2 separate regions of the Homo sapiens genome follow, and region 2 is linked to region 1. The links are chromatin loops, found by intact Hi-C in ENCODE. Cell type or tissue: PC-9. All regions are shown on one strand.

The links. A loop is a pair of places that touch in the nucleus more often than their neighbours do. Peaks named below come from ENCODE experiments on the same cell type or tissue, not always from the same donor. Only the 100,000 strongest peaks of a DNase experiment are listed, where the experiment ranks them.
Region 2: it touches region 1 in a loop (19-fold over the local background); 1 of 110 quality-filtered maps calls a loop at or near these places.

The regions. Positions count from the first base shown.
Region 1 is chr7:151,425,374-151,433,373 of GRCh38, forward strand. CRYGN (crystallin gamma N) reads right to left here. Exons shown (of 4, transcript NM_144727.3): 4 at 3,459-4,807. The coding sequence ends at 4,675. It overlaps LOC124901780, which reads right to left. Exons shown (of 1, transcript XM_047421163.1): 1 at 6,919-8,000. The coding sequence ends at 7,179. Among named protein-coding and RNA genes, the nearest start is that of MIR3907, 4.3 kb to the right of the region's middle. RefSeq lists enhancers at 3,138-3,657, 4,435-4,504, 4,825-5,024, 7,446-7,545, 7,816-7,905. In PC-9, a CTCF peak has its summit at 7,681; DNase peaks (open chromatin) are centred at 3,008, 3,478 and 4,568; H3K27ac peaks cover 2,284 bases.
Region 2 is chr7:151,794,495-151,802,494 of GRCh38, forward strand. The region is part of intron 1 of PRKAG2 (protein kinase AMP-activated non-catalytic subunit gamma 2); the gene reads right to left. Among named protein-coding and RNA genes, the nearest start is that of PRKAG2-AS2, 7.8 kb to the right of the region's middle. RefSeq lists enhancers at 1-510, 1,055-1,194, 1,455-2,037, 2,038-2,619. In PC-9, no CTCF peak of the experiment used is centred here; DNase peaks (open chromatin) are centred at 2,187 and 3,427; H3K27ac peaks cover 1,221 bases.

The DNA of each region.
Region 1 (8,000 bases):
GTTGGTTTTTTAAAATCTATTTTAGTATTTCCAAGTGCAAGTGTCTTTATTGCTCACCAGACAATGAAGCACAGGGTTTAACACAGGAGGACCTACCTGTTTGAGGTTTGGGGGTTTTTGGTTATTATGTTATTAGTTAGGAATGTTTTCAGCTGCAAATAATAGAAAACCTACGTGTGGTGAAACAAATAGGGGTTCACTTCTCTTACATAACAAGAAGGGTGGCTGCTGATGCTGATTTAGCAGCTCTGTGAGCTTGGTGCCAGCCTTTCCCTGGTTCTCTTGGCTTTTATCTCATGATTACAAGAAGGCTGCCTGAGTTCCTGGCGTCACATCTTTATTCAAGGCAGGAAGCCAGGGGAAAGGGGCTTTTTATCCAGAAAGCCAAAGCTTTTTCTGAAGTCCTTCTGTCAGCTTTCATCTCAGTGACCAGAGCTATGTCCCATGGCCTGGGAGGCAGAGAAAAGAGCATTTGGCTTTTCTGGATGCTTTAGTGAAGGCAGGCAAGGGAGGGAGGAGGGCACTGGGATTGGAAGAGCTAATCCACAGCGTAGGCTGTGGCTCCTTAAATCTTCGTTTGTTTACACTATGAGGCAGTGGTGTAGTGTTTTTCAAACTGGAGAATTGTGACCTACTAGGAGGTTGCGAAATCAACTTAGTGGGTCTCTGACCAGCATTCTTTTAAAGTAAAATAAAATAGAAAATATTGATGCTCAACTAAATAGTGAGGATCGGGACTATTTGTGACACAGCTGTGTTAGTTTTATATCTAATGACCTACATGTGAGTCTCAGTCAAAAAGATTGGGAAGCCGTTGCCACAGGGGATGATGTGTAGAGGGGGTTAGGTGTGGGCTGGGGTCAGACGGCCAGGGGCACTTGGCCTTTTTGGCCATTTATGGCACACATTTGGGCAAGTTACAATCATCCTTTTAGGTCTATTTCTTCCATTGTAAAAGAGAGAAAATAATATACCCACCTTGTTATATGTAAAAAATGGGTTAGCACACAGTTTGTGTCATAGTAATTACCCAAGAAAATGCTGTTGGTATTGGTATCTACTGATAACCAGTCATTGCCAGGTCCCGCTTTCATGACCCAATTAGGTTCACTTAAAAGTAGCAATATACTCATACGTAAACCAGAAATGTTAAAATCTCCTCCCCCACAAAAAGTTGACTTTGGCACAGTGCCGTCCACCGAATCCTGTGGGATGCTATTACAGAAAATCCTAGGAAACCTGTTAATTTCCCCGCAGGAGGGCTAACGTTGAGGGTGCAGCTTGTGAGTCATCGGCATGGGGCCAGCGGACCCGTGGAAGAAACTTCTCTCTGGCCTCGGTCCCAGGAATTGCTGGGCTTCTTCCGGAAAACTAGCTTCCTTTCATCTTTGGGACTGAGCGAATGATGGAGCTGATCCTGTTTCCCTGCTTGCTTTGGCCCAATTAGCAGTTCCTCTCTAGCAGACAGCACAGGACTTGTGGCGGGGAGAATATTATGGATGCCTCGCTTTTTTCTACAACATTTTTCTAAGTCCCCTCTGCCGCAAAGATTTCTTCCCCTACTTTTTGTATCTGCGTTTTTATCACAATGGGCTCCTCCCCTGGCCTTGGGCCCAGTGCCTCCAAGGATAAAGCAACACTTGAGCGTCCCCTCTGTGTGTAGAGGTGACACCACCTCGGCCATCACCAGCCCCATGAAGGGACTTCTACCCAGCAGCCCCACTGGGTGGGAGCGCCCATTTCTACTGCCCGCATGTCTGTCTGTGCAGTTTAGGAATGCCAGGGCTGGTGCTTAGGCTGGGCACACTGTGCGGGGGACATGCCGCCCTGCTCCCTGTGCCTGGCACCTAGAAATGAACACTTTACGGGAATGGAACCCAGGGCACGACCATCTCAGCCCGCGGAACGATCCAGCCCAACTGGTGAGAACTCCCGCTCTTGGTGTTGGGGGCCAGGCAGGGTTCGTGGAGAGGGTCCTTATAACCTGCTCAGCCCCCTAGCCAGAGCAATCCTACACATCGCTGAGCCCTCTTCGGGATGAGAATGCGCACCCTCAGCCCAGCCGTATCCTCTGCCCCTGCCCCTGCCCCTACCCAGGGAGGGCAGTCCTGGGGGTCCCAGGGCAGGCATGGACCAGGACTAGCGTTACCAGCACTGACCTGCCCAGTCCATCCCCCAGCCCCAGCAAGGCTGGGTCCAGGGCTTCCACCCCTCCATGCACAGCCCACGCCAGCTGGGTTCCACAGGATCCTTTTAAATCACAATTCCAAAGCGGGCTGTCCACAGGCAAGGAAGCCAGGAGCCTGTTCACACAAATGCTCGCTGTTCAGGGCAGGCTGCCCAAGTCACCCCTTCCTGGTGTCCCCAGACCTGGGCTACTAAGTCCTGGGGGTCCGGAAGGCAGGGTTAGTCCCAGGTAACCACAGGGACGCTCCAGGGATCCCTGCTGAAGGACAAGGACCTTCTCCTCCTCCTCCTCTTCCTCCTCCTGCATCTCAGCCTCCCCAGCAGCCACAGCCAAGAGCCCTGCCAAGCCGATGGGACCCACGCAATCAATAAGCAGGTGATAGCTTCTTCAGGTAGGGAATGTGGGGCATGGTCGCACAGGAGACCCACAGGGTTCCCTGGGATCCAGCGAGGGCCTTCATTCCCACATTGCCCCCAACAGTCCTGAGCACCTCAGCAACAAGGAGTTAATTTTTTTTGATTATGGCAAAATACACATACAATTTATCATCCTAACCATTTGAAGTGTGTGGTTGAGTGGCATTAAGTACACACACATAGTCGTGCGGCCGTCAGCACCATCTGTCTGTCTCCAGAAGTCTGTCATCTTCACAAACTGAAACTCTGGAGCTAAACCTTTAAAACTGTCTCATTTGACAAGTTTTTTGTTAGTTTGTCTTTTTCTTTCTTCTTTTTTTTTTTTTTTTTTTGACGTCCCTGGGCTCAAACTCATCCAACAGGCTTTGATTGAAGATCTGTTGTGGCTTCCTGGGGGGAACACAGGCAGGACAGCCCTGCTCTTAAGGCACCCAGTGGGGTGAAGAGGTGAGCCAAGAAGCCTCCAGCCAAGAAGGCGGTAGCCTGCCAGGCGCAGGCCACCTCGGGGCATGGGAGGGAGGCCCAGGAAGGGGAAGGGGCCAACAGAGACTTCTTGGACCAGCCCTTGGCTGGTGAGAGGAACTTCTTGGTGCGGGGGATGGGGTGGCTGGGGGGATTCAAAGGGAATGTTTTTCCTGTGGTCAGACTGGGCCTGATAAACAGTGCACGGGGGGCCAGCAGGGCAGGGGGACCTAGGGCTGAGGACATGAGGGGATGGCTCTGTGAAAGTCCCAGCTTTCCAAACCACAGAGGGAGGTAGAAATATGTGAAGCATGTGTGGCTCTTGAGGGCCTCTCACCCTCGGTCCATCGACCCCTGGACGGACTTCAGATAAATTACAAGCTGCCCACAAGCACTTTGGTGGGAATCTTGTTTTTCCTCTTTCAGACAAAAAGCAGATTTGCTGACAGATTAGGGAGCAGGGGGCTGGGGTGAGGGGGAGGTCACCCAGGAGCACAAAGCCCATTCGAGAAGCATTAAATCACCAGTTAATGAGATGCTGCTAAGCCTTGGTGCTGGGGAGGAGAGGAAGAGTTCAGGGGAAGCCTCTGGAACTCATGGGAAGGGCTGCTAGGCCTGGTTTTTCCCGTGACTCCCAAGGACCTGGACTGAACCGGTGGGGCCTGCAGTTCTCATTTCATTCCCCAGGCATTAATTGCCTATGAGGGGGCGGAATGATTACCACTGCTGTACGTCTGAAGACACTGAGACACACAGCAGTGGCTTCTCCAATGTCACATCCTAGTGAGGGATGGAGTGGGAATCAGGTTGGAGTTTGGAGCCAAGTTACCTTCTCTCCTGTGATGCCACTCCCCTGCCTGCTTCCCCACCCCGTCACCTACTGGGTCACCTACTACTAACCAGCCCTCATATGGCACCCGCTCATGGGTCACGCCTTTGGCTTTTACAAGGGTATACAGTTGGTACAGCAGACATGATTGCACTCATTTCACAGAACAGGGTCTGAGGCCTGGAGAGGCTTTGGGTTTGCGCCAAATTCATGACAAAAATATATCTAAATATGCAAATGTGTGGTGCTCTATAGAGGAGTGGTTAGGAACGAAAAGGATCAATCAGCCAGCCAGACCTGGGTTTTAGTCCTGACTGCTGTGTGACCCTGGGCAAGTTGCTTAACCTGTCTGTGGCTGGCTCTCCTCAACTGTACAGTGGTGATAAGCATATCATCTTGGCATTATTGTATATGATAAGTAAAATTACACAGATTCCAGCTACTACAGAGCCTGGCATTAAGTCAGTGCTCCATAAATATTCATCAACATCATCACCATCATCAGCTGTGGGCTGAGGTGCGAGATTGTGGAGGCCTGAGGCCAGCAGGGTGCCAAGGCCCAAGGAGGCTGTGGGGTGGAGGGTTGGACGGCTGTTTCAGAAGAGACAGGGCCCTTGCCATGGGTGGGGAGGGCCTCCCGCTGGCAGATATGACACACAGAAGGCTCCACCTCCCTAACAAACTGGCAGAGAAATGAAAACTGAGGGCATGATTTTAAGTAAACACTCTCCCGGCTCAGAAACGGTGCAGGTGCATTTACATGTCAATCGGTTCCAGGCTCAGAGGTTTGCAGTCAGGAAAGGTGGCTGGGTTGTTGCTGGTTTTGTGGTGGCCTCTTCCGGTCCTTGATCTGATTGAAGAGAGCTGCTCAGCTGGAAGTCCTCAGCTCCGAAGCTTCTAGGGCTCCATGCTCTGTGGTTTGCAGGTGAAAGGAGGTGGGGCCAGGGCATTAGGGGTACAGAGCAGGCCTTTTGGGGACCCATCTACCACATGGCAGCAGGGAGCCCCTTCCCCTTTCCTGGGCGGAGTGGACGGTTGCCTAGTGGTTTCATGTCTTCATTTGGCCTCGGCTGTCATGGGACAGCCTACGGGGGTCCCACAGCAGTCATGGGGCCCCTCCGTCTTTGCCACCCAGCTCTTGGTGGGGAATTGTCTTGGGTGAATTGGGTGACCCATCGTGACTCTTTTTCCATTGCTCTCTCAGTGAGGGATGGGGAGAGGTTGGAGGACACCCAGGAACGGGACAGCCATCCCCTGGCCCACCACACTCAGGCCACCACACTGTGCGACAGAATCAGCCCCTGAGATTTTGTTTTTCTCTCGGGAACCCTGTGTTCCCTCGCTGAGCTCCCTGCCGTACTCCATCACCCCCTAGGCCTGTCGGGGTGTCTCAGTTCAACTCAGATAGTAACCCAGGGCTCATGGGCTTTCCCTCGGAGTCCTGAGCTGGGCGACCAGCCTAGAGGGGCTGATCCCCAGTCCAAACCCCTCCATCTACTCAGAAAACTGGAGTAAGATGTATGGTGAGGAGGACCCGGGAACTGAGAGGCCAGTCGGGAGCCAGTTGGTTGGGGGGACTCTGGGATCGCAGTCGGGGATTAGAGGCTGGACCAGGAGTCAGATCCACAGCCAGAACTCTGTGGGCACACGGGTGATCCAACCCATGCACCTGGCCCCCCACTGATCCCTCATCCAGCCAGGCCTTGGTCCAGGCACAGGCCATGTGGACATCTTTGGGGTCTCCATGTCCAGGAGCCCCCATGCTCAGGAATCTCGGGTCCAGGGCCCCTGTGTTCTCCTCAGAAGCCCAGAGCACTCCATCTGTTGCCTCCTTCTGGGGTGGGCTATGGTTTCCTCACAGGCAGGCTCCATTCAGGACTCTGCTGGAGGGCTGCCGGCAGCAGGGAGTTACCTGGGCCACCCCCAGGGACCAGAGTTCCCCTCGTGGGACCTTTCCTCTCTCCCCAGTGAGTTGGAAGCATAGGCGTGGGTGGGGAGGGAGTGGGGGGATGCTTTTGGGGACGTGGACCTCTTATGCCCAGGAATCCCACTGCCTGGGCCGAGTATCTCCTTCCAGGACAGACTTCTCCCTCCCCTCTGCCCCTCAAGGGTGGGGTGTCCCCTCTAGATTCAAGCCCACCCCAACAGGAGGACCCAGTGTCCTGGAGAGGGCCCAGGAATGGAGGAATTCTACAGGCGAGCGCTTGGTGCTGCACCAGCTGAAGACGCGAGCCGCCGGTTCTGGGTCTGCCAGCCCTACTGCTCCAGGGGCTATGGCTGCAGCAGACACGCCCCATGCCCCTTTCTCCCCGAAAGCCCCTCCATTCCCACAGAGCCCACCTGTTCAAGCTAAGCCCCCACCCTGACACTCACCACCACTAACTGTTTTCTCTCTCGCAGGAGAGGGGTCTGCCCTGGGTCGAAACCATCCTTCCAGAGGGGTCTCCCTTAGAAACTCCGAGGCCAAGATTAGCCATGAGGATAAAACCCAGAGATCAGACACAGAGACCCTGGGTCAGGCCTTTGGCCACATGGCCTGGCAGCCTCACCTTGCCGAGTCACAGAGAGGCAGAGCCCCAAGCGAGCCTGGGGAGTCCTGAACCGGCCTGGGTTCCGGCCCTGCCCCATCCCCATTGCTTCTCACCACCTCTCCCCACCACTCTCCCCTCCCTGGCCCAGGGGGTCCCTGGGAGTCCGGGAAAGCGCCCTGGATCATCCAGCTCCTCCCAGGGCTGGGATGCCCACTGCCGAGAGAGCACTCAGAAGCCGCCCGTTGGCTTTGAGGACTTTTATCGCCCAAGGTCCCGAGGTCTGGGTGGGACCGCAAGGGGTTGCCCCTGTCCCCAGAGCTGCGCCCGGCCATCCCGGTGGGAGGGCTCGGCTGGAAGAAGTTGACCACCTTGTGGAGCGACTGCACTCGTGCGCTGTGGGCCTCCCAGTCCGAGAAGCTGCGGAAGTCGCCACTCTCCACCACGTACATGCGGCCGTGGTAGTTGGGCTCCTCATACAGGACCCACCTGGAGGCCAGGGGAGTGGGGATCAGGGGCTGCCAGGAAGTCCCCCGGGACTCCGGAGAGAAAAGCCTGCACAGCCTGGCCACCCAGCAACCCCTCCCGGTCGAGCGGCCCCTTCACTCTGGGCTACACGAAGGCACCCACGGTGCCTTCCCCAGTGCCCTGTGGGGTCCATGCTGGGGTGTGACATGTGTGGGGACAGGCCCAGTAATGTCCACATTTTAAAACTGACCAGTCCTGGCCGGGCATGGGGGCTCACGCCTGTAATCTCAGAATTTTGGGAGGCCGAGGCAGGCAGATCTCTTGTAGTCAGGAGTTTGAGAGCAGCCCGGCCAACGTGGTGAAACCCCGTCTCTACTAAAAATACAAAAATTAGCTGGGTGTGGTGGTGGGCACCTGTAATCCCAGCTACTTGGGAGACTGAGGCAAGATAATTGCTTGAACCAGGGAGGCGGAGGTTGCAGTGAGCCGAGATTGCGCCACTGCATTTCAGCCATCCTTGGCAAGGATGCACTCCCGCCATCACTGCACGCCCCACACACTCCTGTTCCCTGATAAGGACCACCTTGCACAGACAGTACCCCCAGCACCTGGTGGGGGGCCTGGCACAGAGGGCACCGTTCATTCAGTGAATGCCAGCAGGTTCCCACATGTGTGCCCAACACTGTGTCAGGTACCAGAGGTGCCATGGTCACACAACACGGTTCCTGCCCCCTCCTGCCCTCACGGGGCCTCCCCTGCAGAGGAAATGGGCTGTGGGGGTGCAGTTGCATGGAGGAGCCTGCAGGGCACAGAGGAGGGTTGGGGAGTCCCAAGCAGGGCCCCTTCCTGTCCTCCTCCCCTTCTGCACACCACTGGGGCAGCCACCAACAACCCAGAGAGCAGAAACAGTCAGGACAAGTCTTTACAGAGCCTGGAGGACCTCGGGCTGGTGGGGGCAGGAGAGAACACAGCTCTTCATCACCCAGGAAGCTGTGGGCCCGGCCCAGAAAAGCAGGAAGGTGCGGTGGGGAGGGAACGGGGGACCAGGAGGAAGGGACTGGAGGTCCAGGATAGTGGCCTTTGCCTGGAAAGGGGCATGTGGTCCAAGG
Region 2 (8,000 bases), 370 kb after region 1:
GCCCCCGTGGCACTGGGCATGGCGAGGGCCGCTGGCCGAGGGCACACTGGGGCCTGATGATGAAGGCTGTGGGGAGCAACAAAGGCATCATCACCAGGGCAGCCAGGCCCCTCATGCGGCTCCCGCGGAAGCCAGGGCAGTTGCTCACACTCAACCAAGGCCTGAGATCGGGTTTCAGAGGCTTCTGCAAAGACACTGGCTGTCCCCCTTATAATTAGAGAGCTGTCTTTATCCCGTTCCCAAGGTGAAAGCCAAGATGATTCATGACTTGTGCACGGCAGTTCTAAAGAGGATCACAGCATGGCCGCTGCCAGAGTCTCCGGCTCTGTCCTCGTGCAAAGGGCAGCCGAGCCTTTCCTTGCCCACTCCGGGCAGCCTTTACTTGACCAGAGCTCCATGGAAGCTTGGAGGGACCCCACTGGCCTCCTCACGTTGTGGTGGAGGATGCTCTGCAGGGGCCAACAGTGCCTCTTCTGACCAGCTGGGGGTGGCCATCCTGACCGTCCTGACCTCAGGGGCTTGTGCTGTGGGATTCCTGAGAGCCCCTTCCTAGTTCAGGGCCCCAGGGCAGCCTCTTACAGGCAGCTGCTCCCAGGCCAGGTTGAGTCCAGCCTCTGCTCATCACACATGCTTGTCTTCTTCCAGCCTGTCTGAGATCCCCCAGAAGGAGGGAGAGTGGGGGGCAGGGGCAGCACCTAGAGGGACAGGTTGGGTGGAGGCTACAGGAGTCTGGGTCAGCTCCCAGTTCATGAGGAAGGAGGCAAGTACCTGGGAGGCCCCGGGACATGCAGGTTGGGGGGCGCATTTGCATGGTCTGTGCAGCCGTCTCCTCGAGGACCAGCAGCAGGCAGCCTCCCAGCTCCCTTCCAAGGGTGTGGCCTGGGCTGCAGGTTGCCGCCTCCATCCGGAGTAGCTGCGGTCTTCACAGGTGGCACTGCGGGCCCCAGCCAGGGGGCAGGGGAGGGGATGTTATGGGACAGGGAGCGCTGGGCTCCACTGACCACATCCCATCGTGGAGTCAGTAACGGTTAATTTGATGTGTCAGCCTGGCGAGGCCATAGCACCCACTGATTCAATCAAATACCAAGCAGGTGGCTGCCGTGGGCGTATTTGCAGACGTGGATGACATCTACAGTCAGTGACTTGAAGTGAAGCAGATCATGCTGAATGATGTGGGTGGGCCTCCCCCAATCCGCAGCAGGCCTGAAGAGGGAAAACAGAGGGTTCTGGAAGGGGAAATTCTGCTTCATGATTGCAGCATCGACTGCCTGAGCTTCTAGTCCGTCTGCCCAGTGGATTCGGGACTTTCCAGTTCCGACCAACGCATGAGTCAATTCTTTCAAACAAATCTCATATATATATATATATATATATATATATATATATATATATATATCACGATAATATGTATATGTAATCATGTTATATACATTATATAGAGTTAATATATTATGTGATTATATCTCAATATACATATTAAGAAAAATATGTATATTAAGGAGATATAATCACATAATATATTAACTTAATATATTTTCTTAGTATACATATATTAAGAAAAATAGGAGATCTATATGCTTGGATCTCTAGTCTTGGTTCTCCTTCTCTGCAGACCCCTCCTAACACAGAGCCCTAGGCCCCCTCACCCGAGCTGGTGGGGACAGACATGGGGAGAGTCCAGGGTAAAAGCAGGCCGCTGTTTGGAAGCTCTCAGCCTTCGCTGCATAGACGGATGGGTCTGCTCAGTCATCGGGTGGGCTCTCCGCCCACACTGTGGCTCTCTGTCCACACTATGGAACCCTCACTTTGCCCAGGGCCCAGTGAGACACCCACAGGCCCCAGCTGGACGAGAGGACAAAGACGGATGTGAAGGGCCGTTGTCCTGGCAGTGCTTAGAGAACAACAGGAAATGGCCAAATGTCCTCCTTTGACTGTCAGGGAACATTCACAGTACGTGAAGGGCAATCACAGGTTTAGAAAAGCACCACGATCACCTCCTAGCCTCGTCTCTGAGCCTTGGCAGCAGAGTGGGGCAATCCTCTTGCCTTCGCACGCTGGGTAACAGTCGTGCAAGTGTCTGTCATGGCATCTTGTCACCCTGTCCTGTCACTGAGGGCCTGTCTCCTGCCACACCCAGTTGGAGCTCGGCAAGGACCGCGTCTTTTTCACCCCTGAGTCACCGGCTCCTCCCAGGGCTGGATTCCATGAGCCTCTGTCCTTCCCCTTCGCAGAGCTGACACGGGGAGAGTGGTCATAAGCTGGGGCGTAAATGACTGAGGACGGCCCGGGGGCCAGTAAACACCAAGACCTCGGGATAAGGGAATGACATCCTGATGCGCCACCTCCAGCCCCTGTACGGAGGGAACAGCCCTTCATTTCTAGGACTGTCTTCAGCTCTGACATTATGATTCTACCAAGACAGGGTGTGAAAAGGCCAGCTCTGGGGTTCTGGGGAGGTTTTATTGGCTCGCAAATAAAATGCCAAACCACCAGCCAATACCAGCATAGAGCCCTCCGTGGGCACTACCGACTCAAGGGAAAGGCCCCGAGGCCCCACACCCGGCCCGGCCAGCCAGCTGCAGACACACCCTCCAGTCATCGGCCACCCAGACTTCAGAGAGGAAAAAACCAGCCACGAGGTGAAAGTGAGATGGCCCCGGCCTGACCTCTGCTGCAGAGGCCCAAATGGCCCTGGTCAGATCTGACGCTTCCCCCACAGTCAGCTTCTTGCCACCCCCCCCACCCCCCACCGCCGCCTGGTGCTCCCCACCGGGTACACACCCAGCGGTTTTGGTTAGTGCTTGAAGACAAACTGCAGGAGGGACACCATGAACTACAATAAAATTGGGCACCCTGGGGACATTTTTGTAAGGTCACCGAGTTGCTGGCTGGCTCTGAGACACACCCTCCTCTACGTAGAGGACCTTGTGTGAGAGAGGACACCTCTGAACGAGGGCTCAGAGACCTCATTTCTGCTCCCAAACAGCTACCCAAGATGTGGCTTTGGGCTTTGGCCCAGAGCTGAGGCCTGCAAAGGCTGCCACCTCAGTGCTTCCAGAATCTCAACTGTCCATATTTACAGAGCCATACATCAAAAGATTCTTCCCCAACACTTTCTACGGGTACCCAAGGACTCCTTCTACTCCATCTTGTTTCACCCACCTGCTCTGTGCCAGGCACATTATAGATCAAAAGGTACAGGGAGTTCAGAGGAAGGAGGAAATACCATGGACTTAAAAAGCAAGCCAGGGCTTCCCAAGCCAAGCATAGTGAATAGAGGAGCTTTCATTTGTCTCCTCACTTCCATCCCGGGGTGAGCCGGCCACTCCCGCAGCATCTGGCCACGGCTCTTCACACTGACAGTCCCAACTTGTCAGTGGATTATGAAATCAATTTAGTGGATTGCACAACCACCAAAAACTGAATTACAATAAGAATGTATCTCATGGTTGCATGAAGCCTGTGTCTCAATGATTCACACACACATAGAATAAAATGTACTTTGTTTGTTTGTTTGTTTTTTCCCCTGAGACAGAGTCTTGCTCTGTCATCCAGGCTGGAATGCAATGGCACAATCTCGGCTCACTGCAACCTCCGCCTCCTGGGTTCAAGTGATTCTCCTGCCTCAGCCTCTGAGTAGCTGAGATTACAGGCGCCCGCCACCACGCCTGGCTAATTTTTGTATATTTAGTAGAGATGGGGTTTCACCATGTTGGCCAGGCTGGTCTCAAACTCCTGACCTCATGATCCACCTACTTTGGCCTCCCAAAGTGTTGTGATTAGAGGTGTGAGCTACCGTGTCCGGCCTGTTTTTTTGTTTGTTCGTTTTTTGTTTTTTGAGATGGAGTCTCACTCTGTCGCCCAGGCTGGAGTGTAGTAGCGCAATCTTGGCTCACTTCAACCTCCGCCTCCCGGGTTCAAGCGATTCTCATGCCTCAGTCTCCCAAGTAGCTGGGATTACAGGTGTGAGCCACCACGCCCGGCTAATTTTTCTATTTTTAGTAGAGATGGCGTTTTCCCATGTTGTCCAGGCTGGTCTTGAACTCCTGGGCTCAAGGGATATACCTGCCTTGGCCTCCCAGAGTGTTGAGATTACAGGCATGAGCCGCTGTACCCAGCCTGAATAAAATGTACTTCCTATTGTGTTGTGGGTGAAAAAGTCTGAAAAATTCTGCATTAGATAAGCTTTGAAATCATGCAGGTAGATTTCAGGGAACAGAGAAGAGCTGACCTTCTGTCCCCGAGGTGTCACCAGAAGTGTGGAGCAAGGGGTACCATCTGTCCTCCTCTCCTGGCTGAAGCCCTCTGACCCCTCTCCGTACTTTATGCCCAGAAATACACATGGAGTTAAGAACACAGAACATCACATCTCTTTATTACCACAAGGGTGTGGTGATTCCCTCCCTCCTCACCTCTCACCACCACCCCCATCTGCTCCTCCCCTGGCCCTTTGACATGCAGGGTAGCTTGGCCTCATCCCCAGGCCACCGCTAGACCCAGAACAGCAATTACACCTTTGGGGACAACCACCAGCCCCAGCCCCCTGCCGAGCGGTGCCTGTCAGCTTCTGTTCCCAACTGGCCCGGGCCTGCTGCGGGTGCCCTCACCTCTAGCGCCTAAACCCAGAGAACTGGGCAGTCACAGGGTGTTAGGATGGAAATGGCCTCAGAAATTCTCCAAGGCCCTTCTGTTACAGGTGGGGTAACAGATGTCCAGAGATTCAAGCAAGTTGCTCAGAGCCACATGGTAGAGCCGTGACTCAGCCAGAACCAAATCCTGGTCTTGCAACTTCTAACCAAGGTCCCTTTTGATCATGTCATGCTCTTATAGCTGCTTCTGACTTTCTAGCTTGTGTTTCCACTACATAAGCTGGTAACAGTAACTCTTACAGGATTGCAACGGGCTGGCCATCCCTCGCACGGGCCTGGCTATACTGGGCACATAGCAAATGTTCTAATTCTATGAAGCCACTTGGGTTCTGCGGGCACCTTTGCATCTTGTCTCCAGCGACAGCACAAAGCCCGTGCTCCAACTCCCTTTCTGGTGTCATTTATTGTACATGAATCTGTGACTTCCCCAGAGCCCTTCAGTCTGTGATCCCAGCCACGCAGGCGGCAGCCGCTCCAGGAACTTCCCAGGAACCATGGAACCTGTCGTGTCCTCCAGACTGACGGGCGCGGACACTCTGCATGGAGGGGCTCCAGATGCCACCGGCCAGCATCTAGCATCTAGCCAGCAGCGATGCATAAAGACCAGCCAGGTCAGGAGAAGGTGTCTGCTACTCCCCATTCCAGGCCACACCGCCAGGGCCACGCTGCAGGCAGCTACCAGATAGGACATGAAGGTGCCTGGGAGGTATGCCGCCCCCTCCAGAACCTCACACCGGCCAAAATCCCTCACGGGTGGGCTAACAACACTCACAACAACCACACTGCTAGCTCTTTTAAAATTTTACTTTTTAGTCTTTTTATAAGTTTAATTCTTGTTTAAAAAGATAAATTGAACCTCTACCCCCTCAGTGAGGCAGGCCTGGATCTAGATTTCTGCCTAACCAGCTGTGTCATTTGAAAGTCGCCTCACGGGCCGGGTGCGGTGGCTCATGCCTGTAATCCCAGCACTTTGGGAGGCCGAGGTGGGCGGATCATGAGGTCAGGAGATCGAGACCATCCTGGCTAACATGGTGAAACCCTGTCTCTACTAAAAAATACAAAAAATTAGCCAGGTGTGGTGGCGGGCACCTGTAGTCCAAGCTACTCGGGAGGCTGAGGCAGGAGAATGGCGTGAACCCGGGAGGCGGAGCTTGCAGTGAGCTGAGATCACGCCACTGCACTCCAGCCTGGGCGACAGAGCGAGACTCTGTCTCAAAAAAAAAAAAAAAAAGAAAGTCGCCTCCCATCTCTGGTCGTCAGTTTCCTCCTCTGAGACAGGAGGTGTCTAGACTCAACCCCTCCAGCTCCTCCAAGGCCTTCCCAAAACAAATTCTGTTCCAGGCCATCCCACCTCCCAGCACCGCAATGACACTCCTCCTTCGAACACATCCAGGTGGGCCCCAGGGCCACGCTGGTCACTGCCACCTGGTGGGTACAGCCTGTGTTCAGGCCCCAAGGCATGAGCAGTTCCAGGACAGAGGCAGGACAACCACCAAAGGATGTGATGGCAGCCAGGGCTTGGGTGAGGGAGGGAGGGAAGGGCAGGTGGTGCACAGGGGATTTCTAGGGCGGTGGAACCGCTCTGCATGAGAGTGTAATAGTGGACACACAACATCACACACACGACATCACACATTTGTCAAAACCCACAGAATGTACACCACCAAGAGTGAGCCCTAATGTCAGCTATGGACTTCGGTTAACAATAAGGTATCAACAGAAGCTCAATGGTAACAGAGGTGCCACAGTAATGCCAGACGCAGACAACAGGGGAGATTGGCATGGGGGCTGCAGGGTCAGGGAGGGGCAGATGGGCACCCTCTGAACTTTCCGCTTCAGGTTCTGTAAACCTAAAACTGCTCACAAGTAAAATCCACTAAATTTTTAAAAAGCAATAGCAGCAAATGGCCAGAGATGGCCTCAATTTCATCTGCCAAACAACTGCCCATCACGCCAGGCCTGGACCACCCACCCAGCTCCTCAGAGATGCTGGAGGTCATAGGTTCCCCAGGAAATGGGAACTGGAGAGGTCAATTCTTCCTGTATCCACGGCTCCAGGTCCTTCTAGAACACAGAGAAAGGTGCATGCCATGCTCCCAGGCTCAGGGTCAGAAGATTAGTGGGATCCAGTCTGAGGCTCAGCGCTCAGACCAAGAAGATAAATGAGACCAGAGACACTCAGAGATTAAATACCTTGCTGGGGCTGGGCAGCAAGGAAGCTGGGAGAAGGGTCTGAGAACCCAGGTCCCCATCTCTCAGGCCCAGGCCCTTGGCCCCCAGGCTGGGGCAATGAGGACCAAGTACAGAGGGCTCCAGATGGAGGCCAGGGACCAGCTGCAGGCACCAGGCAGCCTCAGAATGTCTGGAGCTGGGGGACCCCTCACAGGGCTCGCTGGGCAGCTGGTTCATCGGGGAGACTACGTGGTGCAGAAAAGCTTGAGTTTCTTGGTTGGGGACTCAAGGCTGCAAACCACGGCGCTAATGAACCTAAACAAGGGAATTTGCTAGGTTTTCTTATTTTTGGTGTTTTGTTGCCAACAAACTCATTCTGTTCTAGAGGGGCTTGTTATATAAGGAGGAGAGGGAAGAAAACTGCTGAGATGTGAGGCCAAAGTCACCAGAGGAGGAGAGACTTCCAGATCAGCTGCTGCGCCAGCTGGGAGTCAGGTACAAAAAACAGGGGGTTGTTTGCGTCTTTGTTTTTTCAAACAAGAAAAAGCAAAAAGCCTGCATCGCATGTCCTAGGAATGGGGTTAAAAGTCGTCGTCTCTTGGGACAGAGTTTGGACGCCTCTGTGAGCAGGGCCTGGTCACTGAGGTGTCCCTGACTCGTGTCCTGTGTGCAGGATGGAGTCTCCATGCAGCCCAAGCCTCTCTGCAGGGCCTGGTGGCTGCTGAGAGGCAGAAGGAAACCCCTCCCTGAGTGTGGCCTCTGCGTGTGTCACCTACACCTGTCAGAAGGGTTTGGGATCTTTCTTTCTCATGGAGAAAGTGCAGAAGATTCTGGGTCAGGCCCTGTGGGACATCCCTAGAGCCAGAGGACCGTCCCCTTTGTGTAGTTTGTCCCTGGCATTGCCAGTGCTTCTGGTTTCACTCTTGGTTCTCAGCAGTGGATCCTAGAAGCCCCCTGGATCATGAACTTCTGCCCTTTGCACTCATGAGGCCCAGGGACACCTCCCTCTGCTTGTGCAACACGAGGCTGCCACGTCTCAGGTCTTCGTGCCCAAAGTGAGTGGACTCTGACCTTCCAGGATGGCCGAGGGTGCCAACGTTTCCCAAAGATCTGTTTTCAGACTAATCTGGGAGACAGCCTTTGGAGAGGTCCGTGAAGAAGAAAGGGGAACTCCACAGG